3 separate regions of the Mus musculus genome follow, and regions 1 and 2 are each linked to region 3. Evidence: chromatin loops called from intact Hi-C (ENCODE). Cell type or tissue: left cerebral cortex. All regions are shown on one strand. Links, peaks and the distances in the headings refer to the core of each region. The heading gives the core; the rest is flanking DNA.

Evidence for each region. Hi-C counts contacts between places; a loop is a spot of excess contacts. Peaks named below come from ENCODE experiments on the same cell type or tissue, not always from the same donor. Only the 100,000 strongest peaks of a DNase experiment are listed, where the experiment ranks them.
Region 1: a loop joins it to region 3, with 7 times the contacts of the local background. A loop is called at or near these places in 9 of 42 quality-filtered maps.
Region 2: a loop joins it to region 3, with 4 times the contacts of the local background. A loop is called at or near these places in 12 of 42 quality-filtered maps.

What each region holds. Positions count from the first base shown.
Region 1 is chr9:115,258,673-115,263,672 of GRCm38, reverse strand. All of the region lies in intron 5 of Stt3b (STT3, subunit of the oligosaccharyltransferase complex, homolog B (S. cerevisiae)), which reads left to right. Among named protein-coding and RNA genes, the nearest start is that of Stt3b, 49 kb to the left of the region's middle. In left cerebral cortex, for the core only: CTCF peaks have their summits at 1,878 (motif pointing right) and 3,272 (motif pointing right); a DNase peak (open chromatin) is centred at 1,988.
Region 2 is chr9:115,701,970-115,707,813 of GRCm38, reverse strand. No RefSeq gene overlaps it. Among named protein-coding and RNA genes, the nearest start is that of D330037F02Rik, 39 kb to the right of the region's middle. In left cerebral cortex, for the core only: a CTCF peak has its summit at 3,350 (motif pointing right); a DNase peak (open chromatin) is centred at 3,362.
Region 3 is chr9:115,159,901-115,165,744 of GRCm38, reverse strand. All of the region lies in intron 4 of Osbpl10 (oxysterol binding protein-like 10), which reads right to left. Among named protein-coding and RNA genes, the nearest start is that of Gm4665, 23 kb to the left of the region's middle. In left cerebral cortex, for the core only: a CTCF peak has its summit at 2,561 (motif pointing left); DNase peaks (open chromatin) are centred at 2,508 and 3,946; H3K27ac peaks cover 732 bases.

The DNA.
Region 1 (5,000 bases), core at 1-5,000, 98 kb before region 3:
GGGAGTCAGATCTTGTTACGGATGGTTGTGAGCCACCATGTGGTTGCTGGGATTTGAACTCTGGACCTTCGGAAGAGCAGTCGGGTGCTCTTACCCACTGAGACATCTCACCAGCCCCCTCCTGTGTGCTCTTACTCTCCTGTGTTCTGATGCTGTCTCACTAGCATTTGTCAGAACTGATGAATTGCTTCTGTAAGACAGAAGTAGAATTTGAAACTTATTTTTATATTGCACATACCTATTTTGTTTTGACTGCATGTATGTGTGCACCACGTGCATGCATGCCTTTGTGCCTGCTGAGGTCAGAAGAGGGCATCCGATCCCCTGGAACCCCAGTTGTAAGCCATCATGTGGGTGTTAGGAATTGAACCCAGGTCATCTGGAAGATCCAAGCCAACTGACTGGATCTTAACTGCTGATCCAGCCCAGAACTAGAGCTTTAAATCTGGGTGCATTTCCTCTAGGTTCTCATCCTCCAGATTCTCACCCTTAGTCTCCTACTGGCTAGTAGCAGAAGGTTCCTTCCTTCCTTCCTTCCTTCCTTCCTTCCTTCCTTCCTTCCTTCCTTCCTTCCTTCCTTCCTTCCTTCCTTTCTTTCTCTTTTGTTTGTTTCTTTGTTTGTTTCTTTGTCTGTTTGTTTTTTTGCTCCTTTGTCTGTTTGTTTTTTTGTTTTTCGAGACAGGGTTTCTCTGTATAGCCCTGGCTGTCCTGGAACTCACTTTGTAGACCAGGCTGGCCTCAAACTCACAAATCCGCCTGCCTCTGCCTCCCGAGTGCTGGGACTAAAGGCATGCACCACCACTGCCCAGCAATACTCTGTTTCCATTGGAAAGTGTGATAATCTTGCTCGAGTAGTTTGAGGAAGTCATATCTTCCTGCCTTTACAAATGTGGACCTTGTAAAATGTCTGTGTCAGTGACATGCTCTACCTGGTGGCTATGAGCAGTGTCCCTGGGAAGAAGAGTGTATACCTGTGCCTGTGCGCACACCCAGCTGTCCTGCTAGTCGGAAGAGCCTATTTCCTGCCTGTTGCTCTTGCTGCTCTCCCCAGGCTTTACCCGTTTACCAAAACTCTCGGTAGCCAGAGTGCTCACAAAGTAGCAAGGTGGCTTTACTAAGTAAACTTTTCAACCTTCTTACAAACTTTAATATTGTTTGATAGCAGTCAGGTGGAACTGATTGGATTGTAAGGTCTTTCTCCTCTGTATCTTGTCTAACAGAAGAGGGATATTTTGTTAGCTGTTCCTATTTGACACTGACCGAGAGATGAAGTAACTTACAAGGGCTGGTGGGCCCTATGGTGGGTTAATGTAGGTGGATTTGTGTGTTCACAGACCCTTCTCTTAAGTTTGCAGAAAGAAGAGTAGTAGTAGCTTAAAACTCCAGAGACGTGGGCAGAGGAAAAGGTGACAGGCACTGTGTGAGGCCCTGACTGGAACACATTTGAAGCAGCCATGGTAGCTCCATAATTCAATCACTAGGGTATGCAACAGCCAAGAAAGACCTGTCTCAAGGAGGAAGGGAGACCTCTAGGTTGTCCTCTGACCTCCACATCATGCCCTGACACTCCAGAATAAAAGATGGCCCAGAGAGTGCTGCCGAGTTGTAATGGCTTCTCAGGGAGGTGTGGAAGTGAGCGCAGCACTCTTATCAACCTACGGTTTCAGTGGACCTGGAGCCCAGTGTGGCATTGGCCACAGGTTCACTAGCTGCCATGCCACTGCCACTCAATATTCTGAGGAAAAACAAGATTAGGATTTCTATCGATTTCTCTCTAAACAGAGTAAAACTAAATTGTACATGTGAATAAGTCCAGTTGTTTTAGGGGGCATTTTTCTAACCAGGAGCATAGTTTGCAGCAGTGAATGCCAGGAACTGTGTTTCCACAGGATGGCAGTGTGGTAGCACTTTTATGATGTAATGAGTGATTTACGGTATCGTTGGGTTGTGCTCTTTCTTAGAGCTCACTTCTTTGATGGAATAGTGTAAGAGTCGAGAAATAGGTTAGTGTGGCTGCGTAGAAAGTTGGGCTGGCTGGGGTTGTGGTTTGGTAATGGCTCCTAGTGGAGTTTGAGGAAGGAGCGGTGCTGCGGGTGTACTGCTGAGGTCCTGTGAGGATGGTGTGTGCCTTTTATGCTGCTGCTCCTGCCTCTGCTTGGAGAAGCCTCCTCCTCCCGCTGTCACGGTGTAGCCAGACATGCTGTGCTCTCCCTGCTCCTCAGACGGACTTAGAGGCCAGCTTGGATTGCTCTTACCAGGATTCTCTGTTTTGAAAATGTCCCGATTGTCATAGATATAAGGTCTTTCTGAAAGTACACTATTTGGTACTGTCATATAATCTGGAGGGAAAAGTACTTTATTTTTACAGTGGATAGAGGTGTTTCTTCTTCATCTTCAGGTCTTTCTACTCATGTGAATCTAATTTTCCACTTTTTATGTTTTAAGTTTTTTAAAGTTTGTGAGATTTAAATTAGATATTGAGTTATGTGTGCTATTTTATAAATTTAGGAAGCACAGTATCTTACGTGAGGTAAATGTGACTGTGGAGCTTGGCTAGCAGTCACAATCTTGATTTGGTACAAGTGGTTTCCTGTGTATTGAAGGGCTCTGTGAGTCGGATATGTATTTCTCCTGTGTAAACACTTGACAGCATCCAGTGATCCACAGCTATCAATCAGCTCAGGCTACTGTGGGTCCAGCTCCTTTACACAGAACTCTGGGTCCGTGCAGGGTCCTGCAGAGTGGCTTCACTGGCTCAGGTGAAAGGAGGAGGCTGGTGCACAGGCCTTTCCAGCTGTCATGTCCGTTTCTGTTACTTTGTTTGACATAAGCCAAGCAATAAGAACTTACCCTTTCCTTGAATTCATTTTTGACACTCTTCCTATTAACGTGGCCTCTAGTGCTTTGTTCCCATAGAGACTTGTTATTGGTTGCTTTGATATTTCGTGTCCTGAAGAGTACCTAGAGCCTTAGGCACTCTAGACAAGCGCCTCACTGCTGAGCCACTCCCCAGCCCTGGTATTGCTTCTCCTTACCGATGATAAGAACTCATGTCTGAAGTCCGTGGGAAGCAGCCGTGTGGTGGATGAAGTTGGGGTGTTTTCTCTGGGGTGGTCACATGCTTGTTCGTTGTAAGGTAGTTTTTTTTGTTTGTTTGTTTTTTGTTTTTTTAAGATTTATTTATTTATTATATGTAAGTACACTGTAGCTGTCTTCAGACACACCAGAAGAGGGAGTCAGATCTCATTACAGATGGTTGTGAGCCACCATGTGGTTACTGGGATTTGAACTCTGGACCTTCAGAAGAGCAGTCGGGTGCTCTTACCCACTGAGCCATTTCACCAGCCCCGTAAGGTAGTTTTACTGCCTCATTTTCTCCTTGGCTTTTTAAAAAGGGGAATAGTTTATTGTTTTTAAATTGAGTTTGTATTGTCTATTATATTCAGCCCAAATCCTGTGAGTGCTGCTGAGTTCCGTGTTTATTTCTTGGAGGCAGCCCCAGCCTGAGGTGATTTTGCAGTGTTTGGTGTGTGCAGGCCTCACTGAGGAAAAACTGCACTCTTCACAGTCTTTGCTAGTAGTGTCTCTGTGTTCCTGGCTGGGGGTGGGTTTCTGAGTTCCACACTGTAAGATGCATAGTGAGCACAGTGGGTTTGCGGCTCTGATGTGGGGAGGAGGCCGCAGACCCCACCCAGCTCTCGCTCTGTGCTAATGGAACTGAAGAATTTGATTTTGTATATTTGGGGATCACATGGTAACCTTGTCCTCCCTCCCTCCCTCCCTCTGCTCCCCCCCCCCCAATTCTGCTTCTGACTCTTATCAGGGCTTCAACACAGATTAATTAATAAAAGAAACTTACTAGAAGGCCCCTTGACCACATAAGCAGATTAAAAATTGTGATAACTTGGATTTTATTTGAATATTTCACAAAGGGGCATACCACTGCGGCATCAGTGCGTCTGCAGAGTTCACTTTGAGTGGCTGGCAGAACTGTGGCCTTCATTAGTTCTGAGTTTTTGAAAACTCTCCCCACAAGCTCTGGCCCTTTCTATTGTATGTATGAGCTTATCTTCCCAACACAGTAGTTATAACTTAGCAGACAGTTTGGGAAGCAGTGTAGCATTTGAACTAATGGTTCACAATTTCCCTTCTAAAAATTAGTTTCTTTTAAAAGCAGATAAATACAACTCTAAAGGCAAGGAGGAGGGAAGCATATGCTCTGTGCTGTGTTGTGACGAGTATAGCAGGCAGAGAACACACAGTAGCATCTTCTATTTCGAAGGTATCCTAGACTTCCCTTTTTATAGTGACTTATTTACCCAAAACTGAACATCAAGTACATTTATGAAAATGATGTATATAAATTTTATGAATAGAATACTATTTCCACATCAGCTTATTTTAGATAAACCTTTTCTCTTCTGATAAAATTTTAGTTTCAGTCACTCCTAATACTTTCTCTCTTGTCAGATGACCTAATCTTGATCTGTAGCCATGAGTGGAAAACCAGTCTTTGACACAGATTGCCACTGCGCTACAGCAGCGGTGTGCTCTAGGATCGGTGTGAGCTAGGAGGGTACTATGGAGAGCAAACAGTCTTTCTGTTAGACTGACTTCCGTGACTGGCAGGTTCTTTTCCTTTTTAAACACTTCAGCTTCTACCTGAGAAGTCTTAGGAAACTGCATAGAAGGCACAAAATACTCCGAGCTTCTGAGACTAGTGGGCACACATGATTGGTGGCAGGTGTTTGTGAGGCCATGAATATTTTGGATTAATAACACAGCAATGGTAGTTACTTAATGCAAGTGCAGTTGCAGAATTTCTTGGCTCTTATCAATGATTACTAATGGTGACGTTTTAGAAATGTGATTCCATTTATTTGCTCGAAAGGTAGCACGAGTCTCTGAAATTGTGAGTGAGGTCTACAAACAATACTTTTAAAAATAGATAGAATATTTATGGTCTATAATGCAACTAACATTCATATATCAAATCCACT
Region 2 (5,844 bases), core at 495-5,494, 540 kb before region 3:
CACTGAGTAGTGCTCTGTCCCCATTACGGTGCAGAGGAGGAAGAACCCCGAAAGAAGGTAACCACAGTCCTGAGAATGGACAGAGGTCTATGGTACAATGAAGTTCACAGTCTCAAGGCAAAGGAGAGAAGATGGGTGACTTGTAAAGTGCACAAGTATCTGAACATGAGTTTGATACCCAGCACCCAGTTAGAAGATGGGAGTAGTGGGCACAGTCTTGTAATCCCAGCATAGGAGAGACAAAGCCAGGCAGATCTTGGTCTGGCCAGTCAGCCTTTCGGAATCGATAAGCCTCAGGGTCCCAGAGAGAGACACTATCTCAGAAACGGAGGCTCATGGGAATGACAGCAGTGTTGGCCTCTAATCCCCACAGGCACCAAACACGTGCCCACACCCACGTATACACAAAGGTCCATGTTGGGAGTGGCTCAGCAGTGGGCAGAGATGCATTTCTAAGTTCTGTGGATCTCCCCACAGTGCAGTCTTCAGAGCGTATCAGAACCATTAGGCACAAGCCTCACTGTGTACCAGTCCCTATAAGAACTAACAGTGAAAGTTAATAATCTCCTGCATGCCAACCCCAGGGCCCATGGAAGTCAGGGACCATGTGTATTATTAATGTAACAAATAAATCTTCTGAAAATCTTGTGATATGACCAAAACTGGCAAAAATAAAGCTGAAGTCTCACATCACTGAGGTACCTACATACACCGATTGCTGACCGGAATAAATGTTCACCAAGCACTAACACCTTGTATACTAGGTGACTCATTAAGCTGAGATGTCACTGTCATGTAGACAGTTTAAAGTTTTTATATAGCTATTTAGCTTTGGAGAGTATATGTATATGTATATGTATATGTATATGTATATGTATATGTATATGTATATGTATATGTATATGTATATGTATATGTATATGTATATGTATATGTATATGTATATGTATATGTATCAATATCAAGCTCCTGCCCTGGGCCACAGCAGAGCATCTAAATCATATGGGAGTCACAACACCCAAGACCAAACTAAGGCTTTGAAAACAGCTAACTCACCAGGCATGGTGGCCCACTCCTTTGATCCCAGTACTTGGGAGGCAGAGGCAGGCAGATGTCTGTGAGTTTGAGATCAGCCTACAGAGTGAGTTCCAGGACATCCAGACCTACACCAAGAAACTTTGTCTCAGAAAACGGAAATTTACTAATAATTAATAATTAAATAATAAACAATAGCTAAGTCTCCACGCACACCAACTTTTAGGAAAAACCAATCAGAAAGGGTTTGCGTTCTGATCCGCATAACAGGAAGCACCCCTTGTGCTGACTTTTAGAAGAGCAGTAAGTGCCAGAGAGCAGACGTTGTCAACACTGCTTTTAAAATTACTGTTACATTTCCTCCAACAACTTTCCAAGATCCACCTGTTCTGTCATACCCATCAGAGCACATATTCTTTCTCAAATCACAAAGGAGAGGCAGTTGTTGTGGGTTTCGTCCTGTGATAGATCACGGTTAACTGATATGTGGAAGAGGTGGATAGCATCTGTGCTCACTGTTTCCTGTGCAGCTCAGCAGACATCGGTGTCCAGTCACACAGCCACATGCCGAGGAGCTTCCAGTGCCAGAAGGAAAAAGTACTTCCTTTCTTTTCTTTTCTTTTTTTCTTTTCTTCTCTTTTATTTTCCGGGTTTTCACGTCAGGGTTTCTCTGTGTAGCCCTGGCTGTCCTGGAACTCACTTTGTAGACCAGACTAACCTTGAACTCAGAAATCCTCCTGTCTCTGCCTCCCAAGTGCTGGGATTAAAGGCATGTGCCTCCTCTGCCCAGCCAGGAAAGTATTTCAATCGACAATGGAGTCATTGTTTTCTCTCAGCGTGAGACTTTGGGTCTAATACATGAAGCTTTAAATCACTTGCTTTCAGAGTACTCTGGTTTCTGTGTATTCCTGTGAGTGTACACGTGCGTGTTTGTATGTGTATCAGAAGACAAACTTGGGTGTCTCCTCTGGTCCCTTCCAGCTTGTTCTGAAGGTACCATTCACACATTTCCCTTTGAAATAGATTCTCCTGCTGGCTTGGAGCTCATCAACTTGGAGAGTCTAGACTATCAGTGAGCAAGTCCCAGGGAGCTGTGTCTCCGTGCATCTCCCCGGAGCTCCCTGCATCTCCGAGACTATCATGTTTACATGGGTTCTGCGGATCTAACTCTCGCTCTTGTGCTTATACAGCAGACTCTTTACTGACCAAGCCACCACCTCTCCTGCCCCATATCTTCTATTTCAAAATGTTACTCTTGTGTCCATAGTTATTTTCATTCATCACTTAAGTGTACTACCGTAAAATATTTTTTCTTAACATGTGACCTTTCTTTATACATGTGTCAGAGTCATTAGTGCTAGCTCCCTAGCAGTCATGCATGATGCTTGACAGTTATTTTCCTAACTTGTTATAAGGCGGTAGAAATTGGGCGTGCTGGCATTGCCTCTTGTCTCTCCACATCCCAGCAATGACAGAGACCAGCACTATTCCAGTTGGATGAACACCCAAGATGCTCTAGTCTGGGTTAGACTGATGTTCCTAACCAGCTTGCCCATACATTAGTGATCAGGAGAGGGGAGGCCGGTTGGTCTAGGATGGCCTCTAGTATCCAGGTGAGTGTTGCCTGGATCAATGAGCAGGTGGGCCACACATCTTCCACCCTCCAATAATGTCAAAGCAAGAGCAAAGAGAAGTCCCCAAGACCTCTGTGTGTATATGTTGTATGTTTTCATGTGTGTGTGTGTATATGTGTGTGTGAACCAGAAGTCAACCTTAGCTGTTGCTCCTCAGGTACCATCGCAGTCTCTTTTCTTGGAGACAGGGTCTCTTAACTGCCTGGAATTTGCCAGGGAGGCCAGGGTTGGCAGCCAGCGAGTCCCAGGGAGCTGCCTTGTCTCGACCCCTCCAGCCCTGGGGTTGCAAGCACGTGCTACCACAATTGACATGTTTTACACAGGTCAGGAACATGTTTTACACAGGTCAGGAACATGTTTTACACAGGTCAGGGACATGTTTTACACAGGTCAGGGACATGTTTTACACAGGTCAGGAGATTGTGCTCACACTCTTCTCGTGGGACAAACACTTCACAGGTTGACGTCTTCCAATCTCTCCCAGCGCCTTTCCATGGGATCGACATTAGCTTGGCTTCCCTTCCTCCATATTCTATTCAGGGCAATACTGCAGCTGGTTGTTTCTAAGCAGCAAACCAACTCGTGATAATCGTTTCAAGTAACACTTCACTGTCAAACAACAATCACGTTCTGCTAACTAATCGGGCATTTGGTCAGGTCTGGACGGGAACAGTTCGCCTGTACTCCACTAGATGGCATCTCCACAGCCCAGGCAGGGGCAGATGAGCCTCCTTACAGCCTGGATTCCAACAGCAAGCATCCCAAGAGCTGGGAAACAGCTGGCTGCTGGTACCCATTCACTGTACTATATCCTTGACTGGATACAGCAGTCCACCACATCGATAAGAGGGATGAACCCCAATTCTAGTGTACGCCATTGCCTGTAGTACCCAACCCTGTGTATATTGGGTTTTTTTTCTATACATATTTACCAATGAGAGCATTTAATTAGACACAGATTGACACCAGCAATAAATAGCAATAAAATAAAACATTTATAATAGCATTCTGTGATGATGCTATGTGAATGCGGTCTTTTTCTTACCCTTCTCCTGAAACAGTCAAGACAAGAGTAATATGTTCAGATCACTGTTAGCCACGAATGATTGAAGTGGCAAAGGTATCTAGGGCAGGGGGCGGGGCATCTCTCAACAGAGTGTTGAAGGATTGAACTGCAGTCTTCAGACTCTACCTTTGAGGGGTGGAGCGATGATGTCACCTGTGAACACCAGTGGTTCTTTGCCCGAAAGAGGGCTTCTGTTGTCCTCGAAATCAATCTACTGCAGTGTGAGCAGGAGCCAAGTGAGGGCCAGTCTCATTCAGGATTTCGTCTGCTTCTTTTAACTAGCACAGAGCTTTGCCCTAGTCTTCTGTTGGCTACTGTCCATAGAGAGAGAGATTTGGTTGCTGCCTGGCTACAGGAGGTACCCTCTTCAGGTTCCATATCCCCAATGCTATGAGTCATGGCTAAGGTCACCCCCCATTGATTCTTGGGCTCATCTCTTATCCCAGATCTCTGTCTTGCCCTGGAGATGCTTCCCACCCCCACCCCTGTCAGTGGCAGATTTCCATCCATTCTCATGATCTTCTCATGGTCATCTCTCCTGTCTCACCCCACACCTGATCTCAACCCCCCATCCCCCTTCCCATTCCCTCTCCCACACTGTTCCCTCTTTCCATCTGCCTCTTATGACTATTTTATCCCCCTTCTAAGTGAGTTTCCAGCATCCTTATTTGAGTCTTCCTTTTTGTTTAGCTTCCTTGGGTCTGTGAAGTATAGCATGGGTATCCTGTACTTTATGGCTAATGTCCACTTATAAGTAAAGTACATACTATTGATGTCCTTTAGGGTCTGGTTCACCTCACTCAGGATGATATTCTCAAGTTCCATCCAGTGGAGCTATAGGGACACAACCCATCCACAAAACTTTCAACCCCAAATTTAATCTAGTTACAAGAAATGCAGGAACAAAGGATGGAGCAGAGGTTGAAGTGGTCAACCAATAACAGGCCCAACTTGAGACCTATCTTAAGAGCAAGCACCAATCCCTGACACTATTAATGATACTCTGTTGTGCTTGTAGACAGGAATCTAGCACAGCTGTCCACTGAGAGGCTCCACCCAGCAGCTGACTCAGACAGATGCACACACAGCCAAACAGTGGATGGAGCTTGGAGACTCTTAGGGGAGAATAGGAGGAAGGATTGCAGCCTCTACGGAGATAGGAACTCCACAGGAAGACCAACAGAGTCAATTAACCTGGACCCTTGGGGCTCTTAGAGACTGAACCACCAACCAAAGAACATAGACAGGCTGGACCTAGGCCTCCCCATACATATGCAGCATATATGCAGCTTGGTATTCATGTGGGTCTCAAACAACTGGAGCAGGAGCTATCTAAAAAACTGCTGCCTGTCTGTGGGATATGTTCTTCTAGCTGGGCTGCCTTGTCTGGCCTCAGTGGGAGAGGATGCACCTAGCCTCACAGAGACTTGATGTGCCAGGGTGGGGGAATACACAGGGGGACCCCCACCCACTCAGAGGAGGAGGGGAGGGGGCATGGGAGAAGGATTGTGAGAGAGGGTGACTGGGAGGGGGCCATGAGAGAGATATAAAGTGAATATGTTTAAACAAAGATAAATTTGGAAATACTGCTCTCCATATTTAGGTGTGTGGAGGATTTTTACCTGGAAAGCTTTTGTGCATCCCTCTTTTATTCAGAAATAGATGCCGGCACTCCAGCTCCCCTCAAAAGACGGAAATGATGCTTTATTGACGGAATGACTATTAGAAGACAACAGAACACACACAATCATCCTTTTCCACTGGACGGGATGAGCACAGCCATTTCTCACCCAGAAAATACAGCGAAGTCCTCCGCCGCAGCTCTGCATGTAAACTCTCACTCACGGGAGCTGCACCATTGATTACACGTGAGGGAACAGTAAGCCCCATTCCCTGCCCCTCACCCCCACTGAGTTTTATTCAAGTTGTTCTCTCAAAGCCTCGGGACCAATATTAAATATCCTGGGGGTGGGGTGGTTTAACCAATCACAATTTCCTATCGGTGTTCTCCGGGCCCATTTATAGATGCTCAAACATGTTCCATAGGCTGCAACTTTGCTTGGGGGGGGGGAGAAACTGAAAGTATCATGTGTCATTCTGTCCTTAGGC
Region 3 (5,844 bases), core at 367-5,366:
GAGGGACCCTTCTGGCAGAGAGCCCAAGTTGGAAGAAGTAGATCATTAGGGTGTGGGCCTGGGGCGGGGATGGGGTGCATAGTCCAATCTGCTGCTGGTTCTCTGAACGGTAAGCAAATGGCTGTCATCGCCCCCACTGCCACACAGCTGTCCCCATGTCTTCACTGGCATCGTGGACGCCTCACACCATGAGCTAAAATGAACCCCCCTTCCCTTATGTGTCTTCTTGTCAGATAGTTTGTCACAAAGAAAAGTAAAGTGGTAAATATGCCAAGCCTGGGCTCCCCGCCATGTTTGCTTTGAAAACAAATGGTATTTTCTATTATTTGTGTAGAAGTGTGCTTTAACAAAAAAAAAAAAAAAAAAAAAAAAAAAAACCCTCATCTGAACTGGGGGGAGATGCTCAGCCAGTCAGTCCAATGCTTACTGAGTAAGGTTGCGAACTTGAGTTTGATTCCTAGAAGCCACATCAAGAAGTGAGTCCCTGCAACCATAGGACGACCAATCCCTAGAGCAAGCTGGCCGGCCAGCCCAGGCTAACTGGCAAACCTGAGGTTCAGTGAGAGACCCTGTCTCAAAGAGTACACTAGAGAGAGATTAAAGAAGATACCCAACGTTGACCTTCAACCTACACACACACACACACACCACACACACACACACACACACACACACACCACACACACACACACACACCACACACATGCACACAGACATACACACAGGCACACACACAGGCACACACACCACATACATGCACACAGACATACACACAGGCACACACACAGACACACACACACAGACATGCACACAGACATGCACACAGACATATACACAGGCACACACACAGACACACACATACACATAGACACACACACACACACACACACACACCACACACATGCACACAGACATACACACAGGCACACACACATGCACACATACGCACACATACGCACACACACACACAGAGCATGTTCTCTCTACACATACATGAAATTTTAATTTCATGAGATGTTGTTTTTAATCATTCACGGTCATAAAAACACCACAGAGATCCAATCTGGACGCCACCGATGCCCTCCCCACCCCCTACCCCCCACCCACTCCCCCGCCTTCACTTTACTGTACACACCCATAGCCTGGTTGTGCAGCTTGACCTCTGCAGCTTACAGAGGCTGTACCAGCCAATCTGACCCCTCATATAGCACCTGAGACACTGCAGGGCTCAGCTGGCTCCTTTCTGTGTCTCCTCCAGACAGCTTCTTGAATCAATTTAAATTAAAATTGTAACCTAGGGATGAGGGTGATGTCCTGGGGAGATGGTGGAGGTGATAGAGAACTGGCCTAGTATACACAGAGCCCTGGGTTCGATCCCAGTACCGTGTGAGCGGAGTGTATGTGCCCCCACACACCTAGACCCCAGCACTCAGGAGGTGGAGGGTGGAACTGACAGTCAACCTCAGCCACATCAAAAATTCAAAGCCAGACAAGGAAAACACGGACCATCTAAAAGGGGGAAGAATTGCAACTCTGGCTGTGTTCCTGACACCCAACCCTCCTCCACAGCCTGAGCTTCTAAAGTCTTTATCCCTTCTGATGGCGTGTGTTCACTCTGCTCATTGACACTGGCCTGAGGATGGGGACCACTGTCCGCCCTGTGCACCGACAAATTCCAGAAGCAGACTGAAAAAACAGTGCTAATGTTCTCTCGGCAAAGTGCAGGGAGATTTATTTAGGATCTAAAGTTTAGAGAAACGACCATGCTCAATAAGCAAACGGGGGGTTGGCCTTCCAAGTCCTTGACTTCACGAAGGAACAATGTCTTTTTATCAGTTTCAGCCTGCCAAGAGATACCGCCAACTGGCTAAGTCTAATTTCAAACAAGATAAAATACTGAAGTGTCCACTGACAGCCAACTCTGTGCATATCTGCTAACAGAGAAAACGGAATTTTATACTATTTGTAGGACTCAGCACTTTCTCAAAAATTCTTACCATAAAACTTAGTCTTGGAAAAATGATGTGCCCCCCCCAAAGAACATAATGATGAAGGCTGTAATCAATTATGTTTTTACTGTTATGAATGGTGCTATAAAGCTTAACACAAAAAAAAGGTAAGCAAGATAGAGCTGCTAACTGATATGGAATATTCTCAGCTTTAATCAACAAAGAGACCCATATTCCAATTATATTGCACAGTACGAATACTTGCTATTCTGCAAGCATAAGCTATTATGTAAATCCTTGGTAATAAAAGCACAAAACAGGCTCATGGGATATCCTATTCTACTACCATAGAAGCCTGTGCCCAGAGAAGGGGCCACACGTCAGCTCTCCGAGAGCATTCGACAGTATCTACCAAGCGCCAGGACCAGAGGCAGGGAGACCTGGCAAAGGTCCTGGAAGCAGTGTAGAGGAGGCTGGGTTTCCAATGATAGAGATATCCTGGGACCCAGTGGGAGAGGGATGGGGTGGACAACAGCGCCCCCTGGAGCAACTCTATGCCTGGTATAAGGCATCTATTGGCTTCAGTCACCTTTCTCTGTAAACTGAGCATTGAAAAATAACTAGAAGAAAACTCCAGTTCCAAAGGGTGTGGTGCCCCCTTCTGGCCTCCACAGGCACTGTACACACCATGCATAGACATACATGCAGGCAAAACACCCACACATAGAAAAGGAAAGAAAATCCAGGGGTAGTGAGATGGCTTAGTGGGTAAAGGCTCTTACCATCAAGCCTAACCAGGACCTACACGGTGGGAAAAGAGAACCGACTCCTACAAGTTACCTTCTGACCTTCATGTGTATGCCAAGTCACACATACACACAGCACACATACCACACACACACAGCACACACATACAACGCCATACCCCCACACCTCAAACATACACACCACACATACCACACTCCCACATACCCCAGACACACATACCACACACACTACACACCACACACATAACATATACACATACATATAACACACACACCATACACACACACTGCACACACAACATATACCACACATACACATATACTATACACACCCCACACCCACACACACAACATATACACATACATATAACACACACACCATACACACATACTGCACACACAACATATACCACACATACACATATACTATACACACCCCACACCCACACACACATACCACACACATTCCCCATACCACACACATCACACACACATATACCCCACACCTCAACACTCCAAACACATAACGCACATACCATACACACCATACACACACCACATACACACACATACCATACTACCCCACACACATACACCCATACACTCCACATGCCTCCCCATACCACACACATCCCCATACATCCCCATACCCTCAAACACACATACTACCCCCTCACACATACACCACTCTTATTTTTTAAAGAAGAAAACAAGTGCACATTTTAACTTATTTGGCTTCTTACGGGCCTGTAACACCAACCTGTAACACAGGCACAGGCACAAAAATGGATCCCAAATTAAATGTGAAAGGCACAGATACAGGTCAGGCTGCTTCTCCCAGATAACCCACTTTATAGGAAGTGGGGACCCCTGGCCAGTTTCCGCAGCACTGCAGAGGCCATGTGCAGAACAGAATCAAATCAGGGGAGTCAGTGCTAACAGGGTCATCGGCTGCATGGAAACGTACAATGCAGAAACCAAGCACACTACACAGAAGCTCAAACCCACAAGTTTAAATCTTCCTTGAAAGAGCTGAAGAAAGCTTTGGGTGGGTGGGGTGGGGCATGGGCGAACAAGGGCCTCCTCTGTCCCTGCTTCTGGCATTTCTCAACTGCAAACCTTCACATTGGTTGTTGAGGTGTCTGCAAAGGCCAGTGCCAACAAGGCTGCTCATCATCCCTTATGTAACACAGATCACTGTGCCTTGTGACCCACAGTTCTCCTAGATCAGGATTCACAGCCAGGCTGCGTGTTTTGGTTGGCAGAGTCTAAACAGGCTGCCTGGGGCCTTCCGTAACTCAATCTACCCTGCTCGGAAGTAGACGTGACAACCCACCCCACTGACAAAGTGGCTTTATTGGGCATTTGTCCCTAATTTTCTGAGCCACTGCTAAGTCTCCACTTTGGGTTCAAATGGCTAACTGGGGTATTATTCTTCTGTTTACCCACAGCCTTGGAGGCAAACAACCTAACTCCATCTTTTGTGACTGGAAAAAAATTCCATTGTGTTTGTGTGTGTGTGTGTGTATGGAGTATATATGTGTATGTCTGGCGTGTGTGGTATGTGAAGTGAGTGTGTGTGTGGTGTGTGTGCAGTGTGTATAGTGTGTGTGTGTGTACATGTGTGTGGTGTGTGTTTTGTGTGTGTATGTACATGTTGTATGTTTTGTGTATTGTATATGTGTGTGTAGTGTATGTGTGAAGTATATATGTGTGTGTCTGATGTGTGTGGTATGTGAAGTGAGTGTGTGTGTGGTATGTGTGCATGTGTGTGGTGTGTGTTTTGTGTGTGCATGTACATGTTGTATATTCTGTGTATTGTATATGTGTGTGTAGTGTATGTGTGAAGTATATATGTGTTGTGTCTGATGTGTGTGGTATGTGAAGTGAGTGTGTGTGTGTGGTGTGTGCATGTGTATGGTGTGTGGTGTATATGGTATATAGTGTGCATGTCTGTATTGTATGTTTTGTGTATTGTGTGTATAAATACATGTGTATGTTTTGTTTATCATGTATGTGTGGTATGTGTTTTGTGTATCGTGTGTGTATATGTGGTATGTGTCTGTGCGTGTATGTGTCATGTGTGTGGTGTGTATGTGTGTGTGGTGGTGTTTATCTATGCCTCTGCTGTTGGACATTTAGACTGTTACTTCTGATCTTTATCTAGTCTTAATCCCGCCCCCACACTGTAAACTAAACTTCCCATTCTTAGTATCCTGACCTTGTCTCCTCTCTCCAAAGACACAACCTCTATGCACCCCATAAACACTCCGCACCACCACCAAAAACTAAACAACAAAACTAGCCTTGTCTGAACAGTAGATTCTACTACTGTTAACATTTAGAGTGATAGCTCACTGGTTAAGACAACTCACTGCTCCTGCAGAGGGCTCAGGTTCAACTCTCAGCCCCTATGTGGAGCCCCACAACCCATTCTGAACTCAGTTCCAGGAGATCAGATGCCCTCTTCTGAGTGCCTCGGGCACCAGGGACAAACACAGCGTGTGTGCACACACATACATGCAGACAAAACACTCAAATACATAAGATAAATAAATCAGTAGAAAACGCCTAAAGGGCTGACAATGCCTCCTGCAATGGCTTTTCCCGTGAGTCTCCTGTGCAATTCCACCCATCCTGTAACACACAACTTTGCTCCCTCCCACCCTTGAGGATACGGAGCTGGAACGGTAGAGTTCACTCTACAGAGAATCCCAAGACTCTTCCCATAATGCAAACCATGACCTCATGCAGTCAGGCCCTAACCATCCTAATGCCATCTAAAGAGACACTGCCCTCTCTCCCCACTTTGGCTTTCAGACCATTGAGATATTGTCCTGAAGAAATTGGAATTCTCCCCCAAGAATTTCACACTGGGAGAAGGAAAAGACAGAAGGCGGGTGCCACCTAGAGCAGGACCCTTGAAAGAGATTTCAGTCTTGACCCGTCAGATCACCTTGGCGGGAGAGAATGGAGCCCAGATACTATGGGTCAGTGATGGGCAAGCCCACCTTGACCAGTACTGGTTAGCTATGGTATTCCCAACCCCCACACCCCCTCCCAACACTCCACCCCTCTCCACCTCATTTTGTTTTGGTAACTCAATTGCATGGTTCTTGAATGTGTTT